Linked DNA regions of Homo sapiens: region 2 is linked to region 1. The links are chromatin loops, found by intact Hi-C in ENCODE. Cell type or tissue: B cell. All regions are shown on one strand. Each heading gives the region's core, and the rest is flanking DNA. Links, peaks and the distances in the headings are about the cores only. Region 1 has its middle 23 kb from the start of CP. Region 2 overlaps HPS3 (HPS3 biogenesis of lysosomal organelles complex 2 subunit 1).

Region 1 (9,336 bases), core at 784-8,783:
ATCATGAGGAAACTATCAGGCCAATGCAGAATATGGAACATTCTACAAAACAACTGGCCTGGACCCTTCAAAAATGAAATGTTATGAGGGAGGAATTTTTTTTAAAGGCAAAGGGATCTCTTCAGATTTTAGGAAAGCTATGGCAATGGCAACCACATGCTATGTATGCATCTTGATCAGATCCTAGATTTAAAAAAAAAAACAGCTATAGGGAGCATTTTTAGGACAACTTGGGATATTTGAATGGATTGTACATTAGACTATATTATTGAATTAATGTTAATTTGGGGGCGTGATAATTTTATTGTAGTTGGGGTGGAGACTGTCCGTATTCTTAGGGATGTTTCCGTATTTAGGGGTAAAGAGTCATAATGTTTGCAATGCACTTTGAATTGCATTCAGAAAAAAACATGGAAGAGAAAGCTAATGTGGCAAAATGCATATGAGCATTCAGAGTATTTTTCTTTATGTTACTGAGGGCATGAAAAAATTTTTTTAAGTTGAGATAGAAAGTACAAAACTAGAAATGACTATAAATGTCTTATTTACCTATTAACTAACAATAAATTAGAGTGAGAAATGCACTTCATTCTTTGGTCGGCATTTATCAAATGTCCACGGGATATAAAGAGCTAAATTATAATTATTTACTTGCACCTGATATATTATAGATGATATGGATCAAATTTCTGACTTGGTCATTTTCTTTCCAGCCCTGTTATCTTGCCATGCTACCTGATAACTGGTTTACAAGACATCACAGGATATGGACTGTAGAAGGCTCTTACCTTGTATTCAAAGCTATGGCCATGAAAGTGAACTGTGTGCAGGTCAGCTTCATTCCCTATGCCAATCAGATACCAATTCACTACATCCCCAACATGGAATGTTATACCTTGGTTATTTCCAAACAGTCTTCCGTTAATTGCTGTGGGAGTCAGGGAAAGGCACAGTTTATTATATTCAACAAGGATTTAAAATAATGTGGGCTTTTAAAAAATCACCACTTTAAAAAAGTATTATCATCCCTATAGAAAATATCATGGATGTTTTCAGAAGCAGTGGGGATTTTAAAGCCAGACTAAGGAAGTTGTTAAATGTGACCAAGCCATCCATTCATGGATGTGTCTAATTCTAAGGAGTTTTTCTTGCCCAAGGAAATGAGGCACTGACTTTGTGTTAACACAATCAGGTTGGATTTGACTATTTCACAACTAAGCATACTTATATTGGTGAATTGTGTATTTAAAATTATCACAAGAGACTTAGAATATTAGGAATGGCCAGGCATGGTGGTTCATGATTGTAATCTTAGCACATTGGGAGGCTGAGGCGGGAGGATCACTTGAGTTCAGGAGTTCGAGAACAGCCTGGGCAACATAGTGAGACCCTGTCTCCATAAAAGACAAAGAAGAATATTAGGAATGTGCATTCTTATTTAACTGCCCTAAGTCAAACCTTTGTGATCTGCCACTTGTATGTCTGGAATGGCCATTTGTGAGGTCCAGGCCCCCTCTTGTCCTCTACAGGTGTGGTTTCCAAAGGGTAATGTAAATAAAATATGAAGATTTTATATATATATATATATATATATACACACACATACATACACACACACACATACACACACACACATATCCTCTTTTTACTTTGCCGTTTTTGTGCATCTTTAAAATGTATAAAATGCATTGGTACAGTGGTGCAAGTATATAATCTATAACTATATAACTATATATCTATGGAGGCTGAGTTCTAATGCTTTCAGCTGATGGAGGGATGTAATAGAAGAAACTAGAAGACACTGCTCTAGACTAGTGCTTCTCACACTTTAATGTGAATATGGCCTGGGGATTTTGTTAGAATTCAGATTCTGACTTAGGTCTTTGAAGCCTGAAATTCTGCATTTCTAACAAGCTCCCAAGTGATGCTGATGCTGCTGGTCCTTGGGCCATACTTGGAGTACAAGTGCCCAGATGAGTGCCAGAGTTATTCCTAAAATCTATCCCCCCACGCCCTAGCTCAGTGTACTTGGTGCTTTAGTACAGTGGTTCTCTACAGGAGGTGATTTTGTTCCCCAGGGGTCATTTGGCAATGCCTAGAAATATTTTTGGTTGTCATAACTTGTGGGGAGATGCTACTGGCATCTAGTAGGTGGAGGATATAGATGTCGACAAACATCTACAATGCACTGGATAGCTCCATACAACAAAGAGTTATCTAACCTAAAAGGTCAGGAAGTTAAGAAACCCTGGTTTAGATCAAGTCTAAATTCTTAACAAGGTGTTTGAGGTCTTCCACAATTCTGTTGGCTCTTTCTTCCCAAGTGCTATGTGACTTAGATCACATTCTTCCATCTACTTGGAGTGTCATTTCCCTCCTTTTCTAACTGGACAGACTCCTATGAAACCTTAAAAAATCAACTTGAATGTCTCTTCCCTATCATGAAGCCTTTCCAAATCTTCCAAATAGGAATTTAAAGCACTGCGCTGTGTTTAAATTTCCGTGACAGCATCCCACCCCGCGTCATCCTCCTTGGATTGCAGCAATGCGCAAGTCTGGCGTCCCTTAGACTGTAAACAACATGAGGGCAGATGACCCATATTATGGGCCTTTGTATCTCTTTAGGGCCTCGCAAGGTGCTTTGTGCCCTCTATGACACTTATTAAAAAGACTATTGGTAAAATGGATGTCACCCTTGAATTAACTTTAAATTTACATATATTTCTAAAAAAGAGAAAAAACAACCTTAGAAGTGGGAGATTACTATATTTGAATTTGCCTTAGTTAAGGATCTTTTACCCAGTCATATCTCTGACCCCTCTCAGCTGAGCAGCTTAAGATGAGAAGTTTCCCTGGCTAAGAAAGTAAGTGAGATTGTTTATGTGCTTTCTATTGGAATAATTGTCTTGTTACTGTGATTCTAGAGTGGGGGAGGTCATCTAGATGTAAATAGATGCACCTAGTCACAGTCAACCTATAAAATAATTTTGGTTGATGAGCATGAAGTTTTCAAAAGTTCTGCCTGTGAAGGTAATGTGATGGGGAAGTGTGGGTGGGGCCATGTTCACTTTGGTTTGCCCCAAGCCCCACCTCTGTCTGTGTTCATCCAAGCAAAATACTTAGAAAATTATGGTAGTAAGTTCCTCCTGAAATGACAGCTGATGTTCCTATTTTTACATTGTCTACATAGCTCTAGAAAGCATGAGAATTTGCTGTGCTTGCTAAATCAGTAGTCTGTGGCATATGGGCAAGGTCCAGCACACTGCCTCTGTTACTGCAGCCCATGAGCTAAGAATGGTTTTAAAATTTCTAAATAGTTGAAAAAAAATTTAATAATATTATTTCTTGACATGTTTTATGAGATACAAATTTCAGCATCCATAAATGAAGTTTTTGGCTCTCAGCCACTTTCATTTGTTTTCCTATTGTCTGTGACCACTTTCATTCTACAGTGGCAGAGTAGAGTATGGCTTATGATAGAGACCATGTGGCCTGCAAGCCTAACTTCTTTACTATCTGGCCCTTTGCAGAAAAAATTTGCTGACCCCTGGTCTACATGATCCATACCAGTTATATGTAGTTGAATTCTATAAACAGTGTGGAGCGAGGCCCTTTCATCTGTTTCATTTGTGCAGAGCAACCTGTGGGTTACCATTGGTGAGTCAGTGAGTGAATGTTACCGTGCATTTGGTTGCTGAGTTGAAAATTATCATTTTCCTTGTCCACTTTGTTTGGTTTTGAAGCATAGGTGTTGATACTGTCTTCGAAGTACCAGGATTCATTCTCATCAAATATCATGAAGTGGAGAACACGGTGAACTATGTTGGGGTTGATGTCTTTGCGGCATACAGAGAGAGGGCCTACCAGTCCACTGTGAAGGTCCTGAGGAGGCAAAGCAAGATCGTTCACTGTGGCCACAACTAACATTTTCCCCCACAAAATAAAAGAGGTAGAATCCGGTTTTAGTTTTTAATGAGGTCAAATCCTGAGTTTTTAATTATCAGGATTCTGAGAGTGAAGAACAAAATATTTGACATGCTCAATGTTTGATTGAAGAAAAATTGTAACCTCATTCATTAGAGTTGAAGTCTAAAGAGAACACCAAACCTCTGAAAGGGATTTTAGATACATTTTTCAGTGGATTTAGCTCTATTTTTGACATTTTAATAAAAAAAGAATTTTGGTTTTAATTAGAATTCCTGGCATTGAAGTTGGTTGGCAGGAAGTCTAAAGGAGTTAGTCCCTTCACCTTTGTGCTTTTGCCCCTGCAGCAGCTTTTAGTTGAGAGTCTTGGTTTGTTTGTCTTCATTTTGTTTTTGAATTAAATCTCTGTGTAGATTCTTGTTCCAGGCAGAGTGGGCCAAGATAAGAGTTCAAATAGAATACTTGCACTGTTTTTTTTTTTTTTTAGTGCAAATAAACTTGAACCCTATAGTTGAGGGTTTTAAATATAAACACACACACACATACACCCCCCTACACACACAATATGTATATATATATTTCTTATTAATCATAGAATTATACCATTCTTTATTTATGATTACTATTGTTACTATTATTATTATTTAGAGACCAAGTTTTGCTGTGTCACCTAGGCAATGGAGTGACCATAGCTCAGCATAATCTTGAACTCCTGGACTCAAGCAATCCTCCTACCTCAGCCTCCCGTAGCTAGGACTACAGGCATGTGCCACTGCGCCTGGCTAATTTTAAAATTTTTTGTATAGACATCAGCCACCACATCCAACTGAATTTTAAAATTCTTTAGTGTATGTTGTTTTCTGTAATTCGAATACTATTCAGTGGAACAAAGTATAGTCTATTATTGTATAATTAGATATATTTTTCAATTCACAGTGAGATTATGCAAAGAATTATAAGCCTAAGTAATCATGAGGTAATAGTTTATTTTGCTCTTGAAAAATGCAGACCAATGTAGGAATAAAAGCTGAACAGTAATTAAGTTACTTAATAGAAAGTTTACATGGAACTAAGGTTCTTAAGAGCAATGATAAATACCTTCTTCCTTCCGTTATAATTTCTGGGAGGAGATAGGATAAGAACTGTTATTTGATTTAAAATTTACCTTAGCCACAGATACAGTTGAATAGTAAAACCAAGGTATGCATTCAAAGTCCAGTGAGGTAGGACCAGTTCTATCAGGTATCTGCCAAGTATATATTTGAATCTCTCCTGAAATAGACAAATGAAGTGTATTTAAATAGAGCTTTTAAAATCAGACTTCTTTACGGAGAACCAGACAATGAGCAAACACTAAAGCTATAAAAATAGTAGGCAGCATAGTCCTAGCTTTCACTTCTGGTTTCACTTCTTGCTTTGTGATCTTAGTCAATGTGGCAATTACTCAATGTGACAAAGCCTTGAATCCCTGCTCTGAACATTCCAATGTGTGGATCACATGTACCTCCTCCCTGCCCTCAAGGCTGTGCATATTAGTCCTATTGGATCTTAATTCTATATTCTATATTGCAGTGAAGTTCTTTTGCTCCCTCCCCACCGTAATTCTGTATCTCCCACTTCCACAGATCCATGGGAGTTATAGTCCTATGACATTAACCAACCCCACCTCCAGCTCCCAAATCTGTAACAATCTACTTAGCACTAACCCTTGCCTTCCAGTACATCACACAATGCCTGGCATACAGCAGGTAGAGTACTCAGAAGTGTTTGTGGAATGCATGTAGTAGATCCTTTCTTAACTAATCAGAGCAGTGGACTGACTTGCAAACTCCCTTGATATGAGACTTAACAGACCACAGGACTGCTTTTAAAAACAAAAAGAAACATTTCGCCCACCATCAAAGTCTATTGTCAGTCCCTCTGCTTTACAAATCTTTTCTTTCTGAATTTGGCTTTCATTGATACTCTTAATTTCCAAAACTACTTGTTTTGGTGAGCAACTATAGTGGACATTCTGATGCCACCCCTAGATTCCCAATCAAGAATGAAGAACATTTCACTCCAGCAGGCGTCAGCCTCCTTTAGAGAGAGCCTTGGCTGAAGAAAGCTACCTTGCTCAAGATTGCATCTAATGACTGCTTCAGGGACATAACAGCCCAGCTCTCTCACTCCAGCTTAGGAAAGCTGAAGGTCACCCTATCTTCAGAACTGTGTTGGCTGTGACTTCTGTTGAGGCTGCATCTCTGCTTAACCTCACTCCCTGTCCAATCCTACTCATTTCTCATTCTTTCCATATTAGTTGATTCCAAGAGCACTATCTACACACAAATCCTCATATCACAGTCTGCTTACTGGGCATTTTTAAGTAAAATATATTAATGTTCTTCTGAGTTAATTATGTTGAATGGCATGCTGTATAGCAGTGATTCCATTCCACGGAAATGTTAATACATGGGGTCCATCATTTCCTCTTATTGGCTCAATCCTCCCCCACTTTCTCACATATTGCATCTTGTACTCAACTCCTACTTTAGCACTTTAGTTGGAGAGATTGTATATAGTATAAGAATACCTGGCAGCTGGACAGGTACAGCGGTGGGAGGGAGGGTGGACCTAGAGGAGAAATTCATACACTGGGGAGGTAGGCCCTGAAGACCAAACCTTCACTTCACAGTTTTGCTCATGGTGCCCCAGCCTGGAAGTAAACTTGACTTGCAGAAGGAACTCCCCCGCCAAATGCTTTCTTCAGGCTCATCTTACTAGTCCACTCGTCTCTCTCATCTGGAACTGCACCCATATATTTAAAAGAACATTAGCCTCGTAGTCCTGCATAAAAGCTTTGGGGATTATTTTTCTCCCAAAGTAGTTACCTGGCTGAGTTGGAACAACAGTGGAATTATTTGTTTTCACTCCATGAGCATGAATAGAATACGGTCTTGCGGCTTTATTTTTAAAGATAATTTGAATTATTTGACCAGGGTTGAGCAATATTAATGGACCTAGGGAATATAAAAAGAAATATGTCTGAGTAATTGTTATTTATTTTAAATTATGAGTCATCTCTCTTCTTATTTACACAGTGACTTATTCTTATCCTTTTACTTAACATGCAGCCAAATGAAATAAAAACATTTAACAAGTAGATCATTGCTGATTTATGAAACATGATTTTTGCCTGAAATTTTTAAATCATTTAGAATTTTATGAGTTTTTTTTTTTTTTTTTTTGCCAGAAAACTTATTTTAATGAACAACGGTTTATGCCTAGGAAAACATACAATTTAAAAATGAAACCCTTTCTTTTCTTTCTTGACCAATCTCAACTTTCAAGCCTTTTATTCCCTTGCTCCTTATTCTACTGGAGGATTGCAAGGAGCTGCAAGGCCTGTTTATTGACCCAAAGTGATTTTCTCTCTTACAGACTAAAAACCTTCATTTTACTCTCTCTCCCTTTCATCCTAAGCCAGAAACTACAGGTATAAAATTCATTTTAAATCTTCTTTCTATTTGGAAGCAGGTTGAATTAGTGGCTCTGAAAAATTCTGAAACACAGGTGGTTTTGAGATGAGATAAGCAGCAAGAACTTTCTGCAAACTTGTGCTACAATTACTAAAATTAGAGCCCTGAAGATGCCTGCTGGAGGCTAAATGCTAGCTAAAGACAGGGCCTCTTTGCTCCCTGTGACCATTTCACCTCCCCAAACAATATGCATGGTTTTTCTTTTTAATAAAGTGTTTTCCTTTTTGCGTAAATAATAATAGAACCTTGAGGGTCAGATTGCGTTATTTATCTTCATGCATTCAGCCACAATCCTAGAGAAAACAAACATCCTGTGGTTACTAAAGATAGGGGCCCACTCAAAAGCAGCAGCAACAGGATAGCACAGGCTTCCCTCCAGGGCTCACAAAGAGACAAGCTCTAGAGGCTGACGGAGAGCAAAAAAGAGCAAAAATTCCTCTTCATCAGCATGTAAATCCATCTCCTCAGGATCCCACATCATAAAATAACCTCTAATATACACATAGATATTAAGACTGAAACAGGAGTTGGGCGTGTGGAAATGTCGCATGTGGGCACCTGGGATGACTCAGAGGTTTCCTACTTGATCTATCAAGGGTGGAAGAAAGAGTTGTACTTTTCCTCACTCAGACAGAAGACACTTAAATTTACATAAAGAAGTTCCTTTCCTCACTATACTAGGGTCCCCTGGGCTTTGTTTTAATTGTATTGAAATGATCCCTGCACGCTACTTCTAAACTCCTTTCTAGAATTTTTTAATTCTGAGAGCAAGAATCCAGGTAATCTGAAACTGAGCACATTACTTTTCTACATTCTCCTTATTTTTTAGGAAACAACACTTGAATCATTTTTTCCCCCAATGAAAATGCCTATCAGCAAACAAACCAGAATTACAGGTACTTTCCTCTGTTGAAGTAGAGGTTGACAATGGCCTCCATGTGTACAACAATCTCTAATGGCTGAGGACAAGAAAAACTCGAAAACCAATCTTATGGCATACCAATACCTAGTATATCGAGATGTTTTTCACCTTCATTCCTTTTTGTTTGATTTGTGAACGTGTTATCATCATATTGACGATATAAGACTTTCTTGTATTTGGACCCAAGAAGTGTTCCACTTCTGTCCACATACATGCTCGTTTGGCTTTAAGAAAATAAAAACAAAAACAAAAAAACCCCACAAAGTTAGTTAATTTAACCATTAATTTAGACAAAGAACTCATATGGAAGAACTTCTTATATCTAGAAGCTGTTTTACCTAAAAATGTAAGTCATCTTTTTAAAAATATATATTAATTCTAGCAAGATAGGTAGATATTCATTCTACATTTCAAAGCTTATTTTCAGGATAAAATTTAGTTTTTATAAATAAATATACAGTAAGAGAGAAAACCAGAGAGAGAAATCAAATTGTACAAAAAGAGAAAAACAGGTGTCTTTAATTTGAAGTTCTCAGAAGAATAGAGGTAGAAGAAAATGAAGACAAAAGAAACACCTGACTGTAGATACTGAATGTAGCTGAAGTTATGTCACTATTCCTGTGGTGAGATCAGACAGTAACATATGTCCAGGAAGGATGCAAGAAGTGAAAACTCAGGCAGGAAGAAATAAAGCCCATAAGTAAGTTATATAGATATTTAGAAAGATTTGAAGCCCTTTGCAATTGAATATGTCACACACACACACACACACAAATTTTGAAGTGATTTATAATGGAGAATATCCTAAACACACAAATACCACATCCACATATCCATTATGCACACGTACACCATAACAAACACAAATAAATATACCACACACACCCACCATACCAAACACAAATAAATACAACACACACACAGACACAGACACACACAGAGAGACTGAAAGGAAAGAGAGGAAGACTCAGA
Region 2 (8,000 bases), core at 1-8,000, 100 kb before region 1:
AAAGTTTTTTTTTTTGTTTTTTTTTTTTTTTTTTTTTGAGACTGAGTCTCGCTTTATTGCCAGTCTGGAGTGCAGTGGTGCGATCTCGGCTCACTGCAACTTCTACTTCCTGGGTTCAAGTGATTCTCCTGCCTCAGCCTCCCGAGTAGCTGGGACTACAGGCGCCCGCCACCAAGCCCGGCTAAATTTTTTTGTATTTTTAGCAGAGACGGGGTTTCACCATGTTGGGCAGGATGGTCTCGATCTCCTGACTTTGTGATCTGCCTGTGTTGGCCTCCCAAAGTGCTAGGATTACAGGCATGAGCCACCACACCCGACCTCTATTTTATTATTATTTATTATTTTTTTTCTTGAGACAGAGTTTTGCTCTTGTTGTCCAGGCTGGAGTGCAATGGTATGATCTTGGCTCACTGCAACCTCCACCTCCCGGGTTCAAGTGATTCTCCTGCCTCAGACTCCCGAGTAGCTGGGATTACAGGAATGCCCCACCACGCCCAGCTAATTTTGTATTTTTAGTAGAGATGGGGTTTCTCCATGTTGGTCAGGCTGGTCTCGAACTCCCGACCTCATTGATCCGCCCACCTCGGCCTCCCAAAGTGCTGGGATTACAGGTGTGAGCCACCACACCCGGCCCAAAATCCTTAGCAAATACCTATGAGTACTAGAAAGGGAAGTCATACCTGCTAGGAGAAGCCATGGAGAAGGCATGACAGACTGAACTCATTTCCCTTTTTGAAATGGCCTCTAGGCCCAAAAAGGAAATTGGAGACCTGTTAGAGCCAAGGTATGTGTGGGTTCTAGCTGGGTATTTGGCCAAGCTTCTTATGATTGGCTTGTGAATTAGGTGTAAAAATGTGGACTGAATGGAAAATAATTTAGAGCAGTTGTTTTCAACCCTGCCACACAATGGGCTTACCTGAATGCTTTTTAAGATATTGATACTCAGGCTCTACATGCAAGATATCAGTTACAGGGCCTGGGCATTAGTATTTTTTAAAAACTCCCCAAGAGTCTAATGGGCACCATGATTGAGAATCACTAATAGGCCCTGCACTCAGTTCTGGCCTGATTAACATCTTTAGATGTTATCTAGAGAAAGATACAAATATTATTCCGATTAAATGTGTTTCTAACCTTCATTTTTTTTTCTTTTAGTAAATATTTATTGAGTACCTACTATGTTGAGCATTGTGCTGAATACTAGGGAACTAACAGTGAGTGAAGTGCTTGCTCTTACGGAGCTAATTGTCTAGTGGGGGAAGGGAGACATTCGAATAACGGCAGATTCACAGTTGTACCCTGAAATGAGTGATCTGTGGTAAACCTCCCTGTGACAGCCTATAACAAAAGACCCTGACCTCATCTTGAGGTCAGGGAAGGCTTCCTGAGAAAGAGGATCTGAAGGGCGAATTGGACTCACTTGGGAATAGGGTTGGGTTGGTGCAGGGGAGGGGAAGAGAGCCTTCCAGGCAGAAGCAGCAGCAAAGGCTCTGTTGCAGAGGGAGGATCACATCTGAGAAACTGAGAGAAGCAAAACTAAGGGGGCTGCAGTGAGACAGGGCTGGAGACCAGACAGGGCCAATAGCCATATTAGAGGGTCAGCTAAAGATCCAGTGAGCTTCCCATAGCACTTGGAATAAAAACTCCAAATCCATTCCATGGCGTATATGACCTTAACTCTAAGCCCATCGTGTCCCACTCTCACCCTGCTTACTATTCTTCATCCATAGTGGCCTTTCCCTCTTCCTTAGAGACGCCACAGGCACGCTTATCTAAGACCTATTATTTGCTCTTCTTGTGCGTAGGGTACTCCTCTCAGCCTTGTGTGACTGGTGCATTTAAGTCATTCAGTTCGCAGCTGAAGTGTAACTTCATGACGGAGGACTTCTCTGACCTCTCAATTTAAAATATCCCTTCTCCACTCACACTGGAGTTTACTTGTTTACTCTCCATCCCAATCCCCATCACTAGAATGAAGGCTCTGTGAAAGCAGTTACGTTGTTTTGAACACTGTTGTATCCCTAGAATCTGGAACAGCAGCACTTAGTAGGTACCTGATGAATGCTGACTGAATAGACGAATGGATGGGTCATATGTATTTGAGCTGGGCCGTAATGGATGATAGAGATTTTGGAAAGATATTACATAATGGGAACCAACATTATATGAGGTGTAAAATTATGTGTATTTGGAGATTCGTGAGCAGTTCTCTTTGGCCAGAGCACAGATATATGTTAAAAAAGAATAGGGAGAAAAAAACTGGACAGTTGACTTTCAGCCAAATATGGAGAGTACAGAATTGGACTTCTGCTATTAATTGGTGTCCTTCAAGGGTGTCAGTCAGGGTACTTGTTAAACAACTTTGGTTATGAAAAATTACAGCCACATGTAGATAGAAAATAGTGCAGTGAACCCCCACGTACCCATCAAACAGCTTCAACAGTGTTGCTCCATGCTACATTATTTTGATGCACATCCCGGAGTTCATACCATTGCATTCATAAATATTTCAACATATGTCTCTAAAAGTATTCTTTTACTTAAACCCAAAATGCTATTTCACATTATAAAAAATTTGTTGCCGGGTGCGGTGGTTCACGCCTGTAATCCCAGCACTTTGGGAGGCTGAGGTGGGTGGATCACAAGGTTGGGAGTTCGAGACCAGCCTGGCCAATATGGCGAAACCCCGTCTCTACTAGAAAAAAAAAAAAAAAAAAATTAGCCAGGCATGGTGGTGGGCGCCTGTAGTCCCAGCTACCTGGGAGGCCGAGGCAGGAGAATCGTTTGAACCCGGGAGGTGGAGGTTGCAGTGAGCCGAGATCGTGCCACTGCACTCCAGCCTGGGTGACAGAGTGAGACTCCGTCTCAAAAAATAAAAATAAAAAAAATTTTGTTGATACCACCAGATATCCAGTAAGTGTTCACATTTCTCTAATTGACTAAAAAACTTCTGTAATTCATTTGTTTGAATCATATTCCAAATAAAGTTCATACATTGCAATTGATTGCTATGTCTTTTAAGGCTCTTTTAATATCTAGGCTTTCCTTCCTCTCTTTTCTTTGCATCTTATTTAACAAGAAATTAGACTCTTTACTGTAAAATTTCCAACAATCTGAATTTTGCTAAGTGAATCCTTACGTGTCATTTAACATGTTTCTCTGTCCACTGTATTTCCATTTGAGTTGGTAGATGGAAATCTATGCTGTTTAGTATGGTAGCCATTAGTCACATGCCGCTATTAAGCACTTGAAATATGACTAGTCTGAATTGAGATATGGCATAAGTATAAAATACACACTAGGTTTTGAAGACTAAGTACAAAAATGTATATAATATTAATTTTTGTGTTTATTGCTTCTTGAAATGGTAATATTTTTGATATGTTGGGTTAATACAATATTATTAAAATTTTACTTGTTTCTTTTTACTTTTAAAAATGTGATTACTAGAAATCTAGTAATTGCAGATGTGGCTCACATATTTCTATCAACATTGCTGGTCTATACTCAGGCTTGCTCAGATTATTTATTATTCTTTTTATTATTTTGAAACCCAAGTAGTGTTGAGCTCTGCCAGTGGACTCTTTTTGTGATGTTAACAGCCATTGATGATCATTACTTAGATCTGTTAATTTAGTAGGGGTTGTACAATGCCGATATTCTAATTATATTACTCCTTTTTTATTTCTTACCAACATTCTTCTATAAAGAGCAACTTCCCCTTTGCAACTCTTTGGTTACCCACTGATACAGTTTGCATAGCAAAGTCAATATATGATTATTTCCCCCTTTATTTACTGGTTTCATGGTGTTTTATTTCTTTCATTTTTGCATGCAGGTTCTCTTACATCTGATGGAAAAAATTTGTCTCAGGAAAAAGAATTGCTGAGTCTCTTTTGCTTTTTCTCCTTACCTCATGTGGGCTATCTCTACATGGTTGTCAAATCTGTTGAATTGATGTCAGTCTACCAGTATCCTGAAAAGTCTCAGCAGGCAGTACTCACGCCACAATTTTTGCACGTCATTACAAGGTACTGTTAGAGGGTCACTTGCTGGCCTGTGAGTCACTTATTTGTAAATTTTTGAGGTACTTCCTAAATCTGTGAGAATTGTGTGAACTAGCATAGAGTACTATAAATGCATGAGTTACATGTCATTGTAAGTCTGTCTTTTGATGACCCATACCTGCCTTTTCAATGTCAAAGATTTAGACTCTGGTTTTGTCTTTGTTTGTTTCCCTAGACTGGATAGGGGTCCCTGTAAGGAAGTATAAGGTTCTTCATAAAGGAAGACTTTCATAGGGAGTTTTAATGAAAAGTCAATGCAGCCAGTCAGAGCGTCTCTTTAAGTTTCTTTTTAGATTTCCTAAATTTTTTTTCTCACTGCTACCATATTTTTCTAGTATAAATTGAGTTATTTATAATAGTTTAGAACTGTGAAGGGGCCAGAGAGATGATCTGATTCTCTCCTTGATTGGCACAGATAGGGAAGTTGTTACAGAGAGGTTAGAATTGGCCAAAGTCATGTGCTAATTGGTGGCAGATGTGTTGAGTTGCCTTCCCCTATTATGCTGGCATGTAAACTGGGTTCACAAGCAGTAGCTTGATTTCATTTCCTTTTAATCTCAGCAGCATATGATGGTTTTGGTTCTATTTCCTGTTTTTTGAGCTTAGATTATGTTCAGGGCACTTCCTTGTGCCCTCTGACCATGCAACTGTGAATAAGATACACCAACCACTTTCTAAAGCAACAATAGAAGAGAAGGTTAGAGAGACACACAAGAGTCACAGACACTAGGAGATTTGCGAAAAATGTCTTAAGACCTCATGAAAGTGCCATTGACATTGGGAGGAGGGAAGTTACTTCTGGCTAAGTTGTATGGGGAAGTTGTGGATAGCTGATTGTGTTTGAAGTGAAGCATGAAAGCTAGCTAGAATTTTGGTAGATGAAGATTGAAAGAGATGTGCATTATAGATTGAAGGAAGACTATAAACAAAAACTGTATCAAGTTTTTAGGAACATCCAAAAATTAATTGCACAGGACAGAGATCACCCCACCACTGAGTGGTAGTATCACAATCTCTAGCAGGTGCTGGAGATTCCAAACTGCATAGAACCAATCTGGAGATTCTGATATCCACTCTTAGTGGTTGCACTCCCTTCTCCACCTGATTTCTGGCTTAAGGAGAAATGCTGCTGATGGCAGTGTGTTTCTTAAGTGAACAATGTGGAGGTAGCTACTCTTTCCAGTGTCCAAAGTGTTGTGTAGTGATGTTCTTTAAATATGAAGAAGCTGAAAAGTAGACAGGTGGTGAAAACAGTGCTTGAAAAGAGAGCTCAAGGATTTGAAAATTAAACTAAGGACTTTTTTTTAAAGTTTTAACCAGAGAAAGTAATATGATCAGAACATTGTTTTAGGAAAATTAATGGTGGCTGTTGTGGAAGATGGATTGAACATAGATAAATAAGCTATTGGAATAGTTCAGGCAAGGATATTAAGGGGCGGTATTCAGGCATGGTAGTGTTAATGAAAGGAGAAGGGAGGATGCATGGGAGAGGCTTCAGTGGGAAAGTTAAAAGACTTGTCTGATGGGATAATGGGGATGTAGGAGGCATGAAAAATCCCACCAAGGTTTTGCCTGCTTTTATGAAACAATGGAGGCTGGTGAAATGTGGGGCAAAAGAGATGTTTGGTTTAGACATTTGAGTTTGAGATGCTTATAGATTATCAAGACATAATGCTAAGTAGGCTTTTGGACACATAGAACTGTAGATTAGGGTAAAGAGGAAAGCTTAGAAGTTTTACTACCGCCAAAAAAAAAGTTGATTATTAAAGTAGTGAGAGTATGTAGATAGTGAAAAGTTATTAAAGAATTAAACTCTGGTGAAGGTCTTGCTCAGCAAGCAAGAGGAGAAAGACAAAGATTTTTAAGGATGCAGAAGAATCTAGGAAACTATACCATCTCAGAAACAATGGAAAAAGGGAAAAGAAAGGAATATACTAATTTCTGTCCCATCATATAGATGTAAAAGACTATCCATCTTTTTCCCATCTGATTGCATATACTTGAAGTACACTGAGAATTTAGTGAGTGGACCCACTAAATCTGTTGCCCCATCTCTCTTATTTATAAGTTATGTACATATTTGGAGTGTAGAGCCCTGAAAGCATTATATTATGGGTTTGAATGGACTTGTAATGCGTGGGTTTTGACTGCCTCCAGACAGGACATTTTTGAGCTTTTCTTATTATCAGCACTAAAGGAGACTGACATCATTAACTTCACTGTGAAACCATTAGACATTAGAATAGCAGTTGTTTTATGTAAATTCAGATTCTTAATAAGAATCTCCACTCCTGTTTTTCAAATCAAATCGGAGTTTCTCTTTTGTTGCCCAGGCTGGAGTGCAATGGCGCGGTCTCAGCTCACTGCAACCTCTGCCTCCCGGGTTTAAGCAATTCTCCTGCCTCAACCTCCCAAGTCGCTGGGATTATAGGCACCTGCCGCCATGCCCGACTAATTTTTTTGTATTTTTAGTAGAGATGGGGTTTCACCATGTTGGCCAAGCTGGTCTCCAACTCCTAACCTCAGATGATCCACCCGCCACGGCCTCCCAAAGTGCTGGGATTACAGATGTGAGCTACTGCGCCCGGCCCATCTTTTTTATTTTACCCGATAGATAAATGTTTCAAAATCTCTTGTCCCATAAGGTGGTCTTGAAAAGTTTCTGGAAGATAGGTATACGCCTAAAGAAAGCAATAGAGATTTTTTTAAGAAGCAAAGAACAAAATAAAATCATGTAAAATGCCAACTTTATAGAAACGTGTAAGTAGGAAAGCCCCCCATGAAATCCTATTCTCCCAGAGTTAAGCATATCAAGACTTTTTTTTTTTTTTTTTTTTTGAGATGGAGTGTCGCTCTGTCGCCCAGGTTGGAGTGCAGTGGCGTGATCTCAGCTCACTGCAACCTCCACCTCCCTGGTTCAAGCAATTCCCCTGCCTCAGCCTCCTGAGTAGCTGGGGTTACAGGTGCCCATCACCATGCCCGGCTAATTTTTTTGTATTTTTAGTAGAGGCGGGGTTTCACCATGTTGGCCAGACTGGTCTGGAACTCCAGACCTCAGGCAATTCGCCCACCTCAGCCTCCCAAAGTGCTGGGATTACAGGCATGAGCCACCATGCCCGGCCATTTTTTTTTTTTTGTTGTTGTTTTTACAATGCATGTACTACTATGCCTTATTTATTACAGAAATTGATCATGCTCTGTCCACTGTTCAGCAACTTGCTATTTTACATAGCAGCATATCTTGGACATCTTTCAATGCCAGCACATTTCAGTTTATTCTTTCTCTAGTATACATTTCTGCTTAGGATTCCAACAGTAGCCAATAGACTGGATTCCTACAGGTGGAGGTAAGTCAGGGAACCCTGCCTTTTTTTTTTTTTTTTTTTTTTGAGACAGAATCTCACTCTGTCACCCAGGCTGGAGTGCAGTGGCACGATCTTGGCTCACTGCAAGCTCCGCCTCCCGGGTTCATGCCATTCTCCTGCCTCAGCCTCCCGAGTAGCTAAGACTACAGGCGCCCACCACCACGCCCAGCTAATTTTTTTTTTTTTTTTGTATTTTTAGTAGAGACGGGGTTTCACTGTGTTAGCCAGGGTGGTCTCGATCTCCTGACCTCATGATCCGCCTGTCTCGGCCTCCCAAAATGCTGGGATTACAGGCTTGAGCCACCACGCCTGGCCGAAACCCTGCCTTTTTATCTCTAAAATCTAAAGGCTATTTGTTTTTGCGGTCATAGCTATTCTCATCTGTCCTTCCGGTCCCACTGCAGGTGCTTTTTTGCTTCCCTCTCTCTCAGTTTACTTCCCAAGGTTGCTAACTCTACTCCAGATTTGTAAGTGGTAGTGCTACTGTCCTAGTTATTGTCAGGACTCCAGAGGTCATTTCCTAGAACGTTGCAGAGATAGACAGAGATGGCTGAGGCTGAAGTGGAAG

Evidence for each region. Peaks named below come from ENCODE experiments on the same cell type or tissue, not always from the same donor. Only the 100,000 strongest peaks of a DNase experiment are listed, where the experiment ranks them.
Region 2: it touches region 1 in a loop (7-fold over the local background); 2 of 110 quality-filtered maps call a loop at or near these places.

What each region holds. Positions count from the first base shown.
Region 1 is chr3:149,240,574-149,249,909 of GRCh38, forward strand. It overlaps the pseudogene CPHL1P. Among named protein-coding and RNA genes, the nearest start is that of CP, 23 kb to the left of the region's middle. In B cell, for the core only: no CTCF peak of the experiment used is centred there; DNase peaks (open chromatin) are centred at 3,098, 5,328 and 8,018; H3K4me3 peaks cover 1,120 bases; H3K27ac peaks cover 1,983 bases.
Region 2 is chr3:149,141,516-149,149,515 of GRCh38, forward strand. It overlaps HPS3 (HPS3 biogenesis of lysosomal organelles complex 2 subunit 1), which reads left to right. Exons shown (of 17, transcript NM_032383.5): 5 at 3,839-4,031. Among named protein-coding and RNA genes, the nearest start is that of HPS3, 16 kb to the left of the region's middle. In B cell, for the core only: no CTCF peak of the experiment used is centred there; DNase peaks (open chromatin) are centred at 4,066 and 4,616; H3K4me3 peaks cover 1,995 bases; H3K27ac peaks cover 6,913 bases.